Linked DNA regions of Homo sapiens: all the other regions are linked to region 3. Evidence: chromatin contacts called from ENCODE Hi-C or POLR2A ChIA-PET data. All regions are on one chromosome and are shown on one strand. Each heading gives the region's core, a stretch centred on a gene start or an enhancer-like site at or near the end of the contact. The rest is flanking DNA. Distances are from core to core; before and after follow the strand shown. Region 1 holds the start of EIF5 (eukaryotic translation initiation factor 5). Region 2 holds the start of EFCAB11 (EF-hand calcium binding domain 11). Region 3 holds the start of DICER1 (dicer 1, ribonuclease III).

Region 1 (3,177 bases), core at 49-2,548, 8.2 Mb before region 3:
ATCTGAGATCACATGCAAACAGCCATTCTCATGTAACACAGTACAATCTGCGGGAACATAAAAAGGCCTCCATTTCGACTAAGCTGTGACTGGTAGGGAAATGCCTGACAAGAAAACACAAGCTGTGCTGCCTCAGCCGCCGTGAGATTCCATCAGACCGAGGGCAATCAGCAGGTTTGCCTCTGCGGCCATCCTGGAAGTGCTGAAGAACGAACCCGAGCCCTCTCCGCCGCCCACCCCGCCTGGATAAGCAAACTTCTCAGGCACACCCCCGTTCGTCTTCATTTTTAAGGGCAACCTAGGGAACTGTTCTCTACAACTAATCGTTGCTTCGGCAACCATGGCTTACTTCAAAGCAGCACTTCCTTAAACGCAGCGCTCGCCCACAATTTGCCATTAAGCAAGAGAGCGCGAGCGAACGCCAGGCTCGCCCCGGCCTCCCTTTTCCTCGCTATTCAAATACTCGGTTAACCTTCGCCCTGGTCCCCATGGCTACCGCGCTCCGAGGCGTTTCCGCGGGGGCTGGCGAACCGGGCAGCTCCGCGAAGGAGGGGGGCGCGCGACCGGGGCGTCTGGCCCCATCCCCAGCGCGTCCCCCGAGAGCCGGCGGCCCCGGAGGGTGCACAGCCGGGAAGCGACACACGGCCGAGGGGTGCCGGGATCGGGCCGCCCCCGCCCCAGAGCGCGCGATGACTCACAAATGCAGCAGCTGAAGCCTGAGTCAGCCCGAGCGGCGGGCACGCGCGACGCGCTCCCGCCATGCCGGGGAGGGGGCGAGGCCGGGCCGGGGAGCGCGCGGGGAGGGGGCGGCCGGCGCCCGGGCCCGCGCCCGCCCGCCGTCCGCCCAAACTGCGCCACACGCCGCGGCGGGGTCACGCGGCGGCCGCCGCCATCTTGTGCGGCCGCCATCTCCTGGCCCGCCGCGCCCGCGACTCACCGTTTTCGTCAAATAAAGACATAAACCCAACGCTGCTCGCCCGGGACTGGGATGAAGTGAGGCGCGATATAAACCCGAGTCCGAGTCCGAGGAGGCGGAGGCGAAGCGCAGCGAGGAGCGGCCGGGCCAGGTGCCGCCGCCGAGCAGCGGGGAGGGGCTGTCCCAGCGACGTCCGCGGTCCACACCCGTCAGCGCCGGAGCTGGGCGACCTGGCGCGGAGAGACGGCGCCGTGAGCCGTGGGCGGTCGGGGAGTGCACCTTCCCCGCCAGCCAGCGGCCCGAGGGGTCGAGGGGGCGGGAAGCACCGGGCAGGGGGCCGCCCCTTCACCGGACTCACCTCTGGAATGTTCTCGCTCTGACTGAACAACGCCGCCGCCGCGCTCAAGCTACCCTCGGCCCCAGCGTCCGCCCCCCGCGTCAGGCCTCACTGCCCATTGGCTGGAGGCCTGCCACAGCTCGCTCGTCATTGGTTCGCTTGCGACGTCAATCGCATCTTTCCGCGCCCCTTCTGCTTCCTGAGGCTCAACTCGCGGCCTCGGCCCGCCTCCAGCCCCGGTCTCGCTTCCTTCCTCTCCCCTCCCCCCGCCTTTCCCAGAGGTCTTCGCGGCGCAGCCCTTGGGTCTCGCGAGACCCGGAGTGGCCCTGGTGGCGGGGCCGGGGTACCGGGGGCCGTTCTTTGTCGGTTTGGGCCTTGAGGGGGAGATGGTGGTTGGTCCCCTCCCTCGCCGGGTCTGGGACAGGCCGCGGCGTCATGGCGACTCCCGGGACGCAGGAGCCATCGTCCTCGAAACTGCTTTCGAGGCCGTGTTTTTGCGGCTGCCACCTTCGGGGAGAGGAACCCGACCGCGTTCTCCCCGCAGCGGGCGCTCATCTCCCTTTCCCGTTCTCCCGGGACGCCCGACTCCGGGCCTCGAGGAATGAGTTGTTTTTCCACCTTAAGCCCCAGGCCTGGGTCTTTCATCCCAGGGACGTCTTCTGTTTCGGACTCGGGGTGGATTGGCCGCTGGCGGAACGAGTCCGTGACTCGCCAGTGACCGCCCAGGGCGGTCGCGAGGCCGCGCCGCCTCGGTGTCGGCCCGCAACCCAGCCTGCGCGCTTAGCTCAGCGCGTCGCCTCCCGTTTTCGGAAGAGGAGGCCCTTAATTGGTTTGGAATCCTGGGGCCTCCTGAAGGCGCTTCGTGGTGGGTTCCCACCTTCTGGTGAAGGCCTCCCTGCTCTCCCAGGGTTGAAAAGCGCTATCCTTCGTGCTTCTCTTGTCACCTTTCTCCTAGTGGGCATCACGTCGAGTCCACCCCCTCTAGTTTATGACTTGTGAATTCTTTGATAAGCAAATCGTAGCCCAGAGCAGGCATTTATAATGAGATTCCAATGTATTCCGTTGAAAATTACTATTATTTAGGCCGGTCGCGGTGGCTCACGTCTGTAATCCCAGCACTTTGGGAGGCTGAGGTGGGCGGATCACCTGAGGTCGGGAATTTGAGACCAGCCTGGCCAATATGGTGGAACCCTGTCTCTACTAAAAATACAAAAAATTAGCTGGGCGTGGTGGCTCGCTTGTAATCCCAGCTACTCGGGAGGCTGAGGCAGGAGAATCCTTGAACCCGGGAGGCACAGGTTACAGTGAGCCGAGATCACACCACTGCACTCCAGCCTGGACAACAGAGCGAGACTGTCTCCAAAAAAAAAAAAAAAGAAAATTTTTATTATTTAGAGAGAGGCTCTCATATTTTAGTTCTGTTGAAACTCTCCCATTCTTTCTGAAACTTGGATTTTTTTTGTGAAAACTTGAGTCTTAAAAACACATCCATAGTTCACCCTGAAGTTTGAAGACCTCACTTGACTGATGGAGCGAGAGCCCCGCTAACCTGCACTCTGGTCTCTAAGGTGCAGTCATCGAGAAGTCCTGAGCGGCCGTGCAGGTTTCCCGATCTGGAAAAGAGAAATGTTGCTGAGGACAGGATGAGGTAGATAAGGGGCTGCCCTTTGTTTTGGACCAGTTGCATTTGCACTGAGGTTAGAATTGGCAGCTATGTTGATTTTTATATCAAAATCCAAGATCGTGCTTCCATAACTAAAAGCTTTATAAACAACTTAAAAATTGGCAGTGTTGGTAGGAAGAAATAAAGGCACAATCCAGAATTGAGAGGTGATTTGTGTCCTTTAGGGCAGGGACTTTTATAATCCCGCAGTGTGTACCTTGGTGTATAGTTGTTAAGCCAAGTGCACAGTGCCTTGTGAGT
Region 2 (3,147 bases), core at 367-2,866, 5.2 Mb after region 3:
AGCACAGAAAGCTTAAGCGCCTGGCACGTGGTGGGCGCTTTCCTACTCACTTTCTGGGACCACGCACCTGTAAGCTTAGGTCTGGGAATAAAAACCCGAGCAGGGGCCCCTAGCGCCGCGCCCCGGCAGGACACAGGTCTCCGCAGCGCCCGTGCGCGCCCCCTGAGGCGCTGTGATCGGAGGAAACCGAGGCCCCGGGGCCGAGGCGACCCTGCCCCATCTTCCCGGCCGCGCCGCTTCCTCGCGGTCCGCCTCCAGCCCTGCCGGACCCCAGCAGCCCGCGCACCGCGACTCGGCCAGGAGCAGGATCCCGGGCCCGACCGCAGCCCGCGAGAGACCGCACCGAGTCCGCGCCCACTGCCGCCCAACACGTACCTGAGGCGCACAGAACCAACGCTTGCCTCGGATCCCGCCCCTTCGGCGGCCGCCGCGCATGCGCGCAGTTCAAACCCTGGCGGCAGCGGCTTGTGCCTCGAGGCCCGGCCCCTTCCCCTTCCGGAGAGCCCACCGCTGGGTCCTAAAGCCCGCCGGGTGTTTACCCAGGACGGGGCTGGGGAAACCTGGTCTCTCCTAGCTCTTGGCTTACTTCCTGGAGACTTCTTAAAACGAGAGGAGAACCAGAAAGGCGTCCCCTAACTTCGCTCTAGTTAACTAATAGCAAGACTCACCCTCTTTACAGGATTCTCATGGCTCAGGCTCCCAGGGCTCCATGCAGCGGCGTTTGGTTTAAAGTGGAGAGAGGATACGCTTAGGTTAAAGGCAGCTGCAAGGAGACCTGTGTCCTGGGAGGGGCTGGGTGCAGACTTTGAAATCTGCTGCAAAATAAAAAGTTAAATGAGTTCCCATTGGACTCAGAACCTCGAATGTCTGTTCCTTCTTCGCAACAGTTGCGTTCTCGTAAAATCTTCTGAGAAAAGGAACTCGCCCCACGTTCCTTGCCTTTAATAAGGATGTTTGCTGTGGGATTTGGGCTCGGTGCTGTTTATGGTATTTATTCTTGGAATCTCTTTCACACTAGGCATCTCTTCCAGAGGACTGAGTGAAATACATCTGTGTAAATATAACGGCTCGTTTCGTTCTTTCATTGAAGATCTACTTTGTGCCAGGCACAGTGCTAGGTGCTGGGATTATCTTGAGGACATAACAGATGTAGTAGCTGCCCTAGGAGCTCGATCCCAATGACTTGCTGATCTGAACGAGAATCCTGGACTTGGCTCTTTTCGTTTGGTTCTTCTTGTTTGTTCACAGTCTTTTTGTCTCCTATAACGTTTAGCATAGTGTCATAGATCTAAATGATTAAAAGTAACCTATTGCAAGATGGAGGGAGAGAATGAAATAAATCATGAACCAGGCATTGAACCAGCACCTAGAAGCGCTTGGATTTCCAGCCGCGCTCAACGAGTTAAGGGACAGTCAGGGGGTGGAGCCAAGTGCTGGGGGCAGGCCTGGGCGCCTCACTGCCAGGGCGGCTCCAAGGAAACGTAATTAAACAAAGACTCTGGCCAATAGCCCTGCGGGATTAACGCGAGTGGCTGGCAGGTTGTCCAATGGGAGGAGACGTCGGAGTTGCGCGGTGAAGTTCGGCTTCCTGAGCCGCGGTGGGCGTGGCCGCGGTAGGCTGCCAGCCAGGCTGGGAAAGCGGTGGTAGCTGGTTGGGTTGCTGGGGCTCGGTTGTTGTAGTCGCGATGTTCTTCTCCGAGGCCAGAGCCAGGTCGCGGACGTGGGAAGCCAGTCCCTCGGAACACAGGAAGTGGGTGGAAGTAGGTTTCCGGAGGGCGACTGAGCCTCGGACTTCAGCTTGGCCTGGGCCTCTCGCTTCCTCTCCCGTGTCTGGGTCTCACTCTGCCGGGTGTGCAGATAAGACCTGGGCTGCCTGTCCAAAGGGTCGTGGTTAATGACTGATCCTGGAGCTGCAGGGCTCCTGGCTCCCCGTCCAGGACTACGGCTACCTCCAAGTTCCATCTCCTTTCTCTCTATATAGTCTATTAATGGTAACCTTGAGTCTGCATCTCTCCCGCCTTTCAAAGCCAGCCCCTTTGCCTCACCTTCCTAACTCCAGGACTGAATTTTGGGTAGAATTTATCTCAGTGGCCTAAATGAATTAATTTGCGTCACCTAGCGGTTAACTCGTTTGCACTTTGAGGGAAATTTCAGCCCATGTTTAAGAAAATTTCAGTCCATCTTTAAGATTTCTTGAGAATTAATATTGGGATAATGAAATTCTATTTTCATACTCTACCGCTGGGCCAAGTTTTAGATTTTCGAGGTCCAAACTGTATAATAAACTAGTAATAAAAATAAACCATTTCTGTCTCATTAACTAAAGCTATTTAATGTTCTTCAGGTATTTAAAGCATGTGATGAAGATCACAAAGGATATCTCAGCAGAGAGGACTTTAAAACTGCTGTTGTAATGCTGTTTGGGTACAAGCCCTCCAAGGTAGAGCTTTCTTATATATTTGGGGATGGGGTAGACGATCAAAGGTGAATGGATCCTAAGAAAAGTTCACAGGGCTAGCTTAGGATGTTTATAAATTGCTTTATAAGCAATTTCAGAGATGTGTCCAGTGCTGAATTTTAGCTTCCTCTTAACACCTCAGCCCAGAGATGAAGTAGAAATCTTTTCCACTGGAGTCTACACAAGCCTATCTCACCACCAGGCTGCTAATAACTACTATAAATACAAGATGCTAGAGAGGTGCCAAGAGGGAAGACTGAGAGGGGAGTGTTGGTAACAGGAGAAATTTACATAGGACATGACATAGTCTCTTTCTCGTTTTACTTTTGTTGCTTTGTTTATAAAATACATCCACGGTCAAAAAATTAAAACAGTGCAGAAAGGTATAAAGTTGAGCATAAAATCCGCTCGCCGCCTACCAGAGGGTCCCACTCCTAGGGGATTACCATTAACAGTTTTTTTGTGTAATTCTGAAATTTTCTATCCATGACATACATATGCATAGTCTTTTATTGAAAACATAAATGGGTAAATATTGTGCCTACTTTAACTTGCTTTTCTCATTTAACAATATATCAACCTAAAAGCACACACCACTACTGCATTTTAAAATATGGTTGCATATTCTTTTTAGCCAGGTTCCTGTCTGGGGTTATATAGGTGGGGTTTTTTTTTTTTTTCTGCCAACA
Region 3 (3,452 bases), core at 872-3,371:
GCCTGGGCGACAAGAGTGAAACTCTGCCTCAAAAAAGAAAAAAACAAATACATAAAATTAAAAAAATAAAAAAATCAGGTATACCTGCTGATGGAACAAGCAGCCTGGCTAGTCTTGACAGATTGCAAGAGGGCAACCAGAGGGGCTGAAGTTGTACCAGCCCACAAATTTCCACTGCCAATAGAGTCCAGTGCCTACCCCCATACTGAGATGCTGTCCTTCTCATAAAGGCTTATCAGGGAGTCCACCGAAGAGATATCTACATTTGGGGATAAGTTAAGACGATGTTCTTTAAGCCAGACACTTATTTAACGCCCACCGATATTTTAATTCCTAGCTACAAAGAAAACCTTATATGTATGACTGGGGTCTTAAAGGTATGACATGCTCACCGTGCTTGACATATAAGAAACTACTTTTTTAAATACATGGGTCTGCCAGGAGCATCCTACTTCCTAATTTTGCCCATAAATATGCTACTTTCAAGTGAAACCTTAAGCCAATTCATAGTAAATATATTATCAAAATTTTAGCACAGTAATGACTGAGCACACCAGCCTCAAAGCCAGACTACGTGGGTTCAAATCTCAGTTGTTCACTTACTGGCTACTTACTTGTTGGAAGTTATTCCATTTCTTCGTCTGTTAAAACAGGAAGCAGGCTGGGTACGGTGGCTCACGCCCGTAATCCCAGCACTTTGGGAGGCCAAGGCGGACGGATGACAAGGTCAGAAATCGAGACCATCATGGCCAACATGGTGAAACCCCGTCTCTTCTAAAAATACAAAAATTAGCTGGGTGTGGTGGCGTGCCCCTGTAATCCCAGCTACTCGGGAGGCTGAGGCAGGAGAATCACTTGAACCTGGGAGGCGGAGATTGCAGTAAGCCCAGGTCGCACCACTGCACTCCAGCCTGGAGACAGAGTGAGACTCCGTCTCAAAAGAAAAAAAAAAAAAAAACAGGAAGCAGTTTCAGCACCTACCTCACAATGTGCACACAGTTAAAGCACCTACCTCACAGGGTGCACACAGTTAAAGCACCTACCTCACAGGGTGCACCTAAGGATCACAGGCATGCAAGCCCTAGATCAGCCTGCCCAATGGCAATATAATGCAGGCCACAGGTGACATTTAAAATTCTGTAGAACCCACACTAAAAAATAAACAAATAAAACTTTTATCCCAATATATGGAAAAAGTTTATCACTTCAACATGTAACAATTTTTTGAACATTATTTGGTAAAGAATGCATATATCTCGATTCCGACTAGCCATACTTTAAGTGCTCAGGAGCCATGTGGGGCTGGTGGCCCCAAACTGAACAGCACAGCCCAGGCAGCAGGGGCGCATAGTAGGTTCTGCTCACGCCCATGGTCTGAAAGAAACACGGTTGCAGTTGCTGTGAGCACACCTCACCTGGAGCAAACCGGCCTATCAGGGGGTCCACTGAAGAGATGTCTACATTTGGGGATAAATTAAGAAGATGTTCTTTAAGCCAGCCACTTATTTAATTCCCACCGATATTTTAATTCCTAGCTTCAAGCTGTGGTGCGCGGTTCCGACCTATGCAAATGAACAGCTTACAAACAGAGGGCCACCATCTATTTCTCATTATCTGGGGATCCCGGTTGGGGTGGGGGGCGGAAGTGGGTGTTTGTTATTTCCCCAAATGCGGAGGCCCCTGCACCACTAACGCGAGGAAACGCAGGCGAGTGGGAAGGTACTTTAAAAAGGGGAGGGAGGTGCTCAGAGGGAAGCTAAGCTCTCCGGGAAACAATTACGGCCACGTTACGGTCTGTGGGTGCCAGAAGGAGCAACAATGGAGGCAGTCGAATTCCGAGAGCTCAGAGAGTCTGCCAAACTTAGCCGGCCTCGGCGCGCGGGTTCCCGGGGGCCCCAAAAACTCCGGGCAACTGCGGCCCAACGCCAAGGTCCAGTCCAGGCGCTGGGCCGCAAACGCCTCTCCGGCCTCCGCGCGCGCGCCCGCTGTCTCCCTGCTCCTGAGTGGCTGGGGGGCCGGGATTAACCTTTCACCGCCAGGCCCTGTCCAATCACAGGCTCGCTCTCATGCCGCCACGGGGCGAGCGGAGCGTGGGGGCGCGGAGGGGCGGTGCGGGAGCCAGTGGGATTCTCCAAGCGGCTGTGCGCCGTTGCCGCGGGCCGTGCGCTGGCTGCCGGCCAGCCGGGCGCTGCGCAGTCTCCGCAGGCGCCGGCGGGAGGGGTCGAGGCGGAGGCGCGGCGCAGGCTGCTGCAGGCCCAGGTGAATGGAGTAACCTGACAGCGGGGACGAGGCGACGGCGAGCGCGAGGAAATGGCGGCGGGGGCGGCGGCGCCGGGCGGCTCCGGGAGGCCTGGGCTGTGACGCGCGCGCCGGAGCGGGGTCCGATGGTTCTCGAAGGCCCGCGGCGCCCCGTGCTGCAGGTGAGGCGGGCTCCCGCGGAGCAGCTTTGTGTCCGGGGCGGGGAGCGGGTCGCCTGGCCGCGCTCCCGCCTCCGCGCGGAGGCCCGCGTGCCGGCCATGGCCCCGAGCCGCGCGTCCGGGCCTGGCGGGCGCTGACGAAGGGCGCGGCCTCGCCTGCCTCGTCGTCCCGCACAGCGCGGCCTGTGGACCCGGCGTCTGCCCGCCTCGGCTCTGCTCCTGGGCCCGGACCCCGGCGCCTCCCCGCGAGGCAGCCCTGGGAGACTTTCCGGGCCGCCGTGGCGTGGTGGGGGATGCCGGCGCCTGTCCACTCCCCGGCCTGGCGAGGCCTGGGGCTCTTGACAGGTCCCGTCACGCGCGCTAAGGTGGCGCGGGAGCAGCGGAGGTGGAGACGCGCGCCTGACCTGCCGGAGCACCCTGGGGCCCTCCTCTGATGGGGCCGCTGTGCCGCGCCCGGAGGGGACGAAGCTGGGCTCTCGGTCCCTCCCGGGAGGGTCCTGTGTGATTACTGTCAGGGGACCAGATTGGGGCCCTGGGGGGCGGGCAGGGGCCGAGGCCATTCTTTTGCCTCTCCCCTCAGATGTTTTTGTGCCAAAATGCCTAGACCCTGCGGAGGACCCTTTCTTCAGGGTTTTTGATTTTGGGGAAATCAGTGTATGTTTTAAGTTAGCACATCAGATTTCTGTAGATTGTCCAGAAAAGCTGAGTTGCCCTGATGGCTCTGCCTGGAGGTCAGAGCCAGCAAACCACTGAGTGTGTCCTTAGGAACCTGAAGATCCGCGGAAACGTGGAGATGAGTTGGAGGGTCCTATTTGTGTAGTGTTAACTCCGTGCTTTTGTGGAGAGAGTTGTGGTTAAAGGGACACGTTACTGGTCTACACGATAAGTAAGTGTTCTTAGGACTTTCAGGTTTTAAAAACATTCATCTGATGAAAGAGGATCACTTGGACGCCTATGCTTCTGTCTTCGAATATTCTGAATCTTTACAATCCTGATTGTCAGGTGTCTTCGTGGTGCTTGTTTTCAAACAGTGGA

Evidence for each region. Hi-C counts contacts between places; a loop is a spot of excess contacts on that map. ChIA-PET counts read pairs that join two places held with the same protein, here RNA polymerase II (POLR2A). Pooled maps may share reads with other maps.
Region 1: a map of CD4-positive, alpha-beta T cell shows a loop between it and region 3 (10-fold over the local background). The contact joins the promoter of EIF5 here to the promoter of DICER1 in region 3. A Hi-C loop is called at or near these places in 1 of 168 maps with a recorded cell type or tissue (CD4-positive, alpha-beta T cell) and 3 of 50 pooled maps. POLR2A ChIA-PET finds 5 or more read pairs at or near these places in 1 of 52 experiments (CD8-positive, alpha-beta T cell).
Region 2: a loop to region 3 is called in a map of CD8-positive, alpha-beta T cell, with 7 times the contacts of the local background. The contact joins the promoter of EFCAB11 here to the promoter of DICER1 in region 3. A Hi-C loop is called at or near these places in 2 of 168 maps with a recorded cell type or tissue (CD8-positive, alpha-beta T cell and naive thymus-derived CD4-positive, alpha-beta T cell) and 8 of 50 pooled maps.

The regions. Positions count from the first base shown.
Region 1 is chr14:103,332,358-103,335,534 of GRCh38, reverse strand. It overlaps EIF5 (eukaryotic translation initiation factor 5), which reads right to left and starts at 1,298. Exons shown (of 12, transcript NM_001969.5): 1 at 1,275-1,298; 2 at 938-1,146. It overlaps EIF5-DT (EIF5 divergent transcript), which reads left to right and starts at 875. Exons shown (of 1, transcript NR_158216.2): 1 at 875-3,177. RefSeq lists silencers at 443-682, 793-842, 983-1,402 and an enhancer at 1,723-1,842.
Region 2 is chr14:89,953,199-89,956,345 of GRCh38, reverse strand. EFCAB11 (EF-hand calcium binding domain 11) reads left to right here and starts at 1,616. Exons shown (of 6, transcript NM_145231.4): 1 at 1,616-1,760; 2 at 2,345-2,440. The coding sequence starts at 1,686. TDP1 (tyrosyl-DNA phosphodiesterase 1) reads right to left here and starts at 419. Exons shown (of 17, transcript NM_018319.4): 1 at 376-419. RefSeq lists a silencer at 92-321 and an enhancer at 1,387-1,887.
Region 3 is chr14:95,156,198-95,159,649 of GRCh38, reverse strand. It overlaps DICER1 (dicer 1, ribonuclease III), which reads left to right and starts at 2,121. Exons shown (of 27, transcript NM_177438.3): 1 at 2,121-2,420. DICER1-AS1 (DICER1 antisense RNA 1) reads right to left here and starts at 1,962. Exons shown (of 4, transcript NR_015415.1): 1 at 1,792-1,962; 2 at 1,416-1,457; 3 at 615-774. RefSeq lists enhancers at 1,651-1,720, 1,761-1,860 and silencers at 1,951-2,410, 2,471-2,830.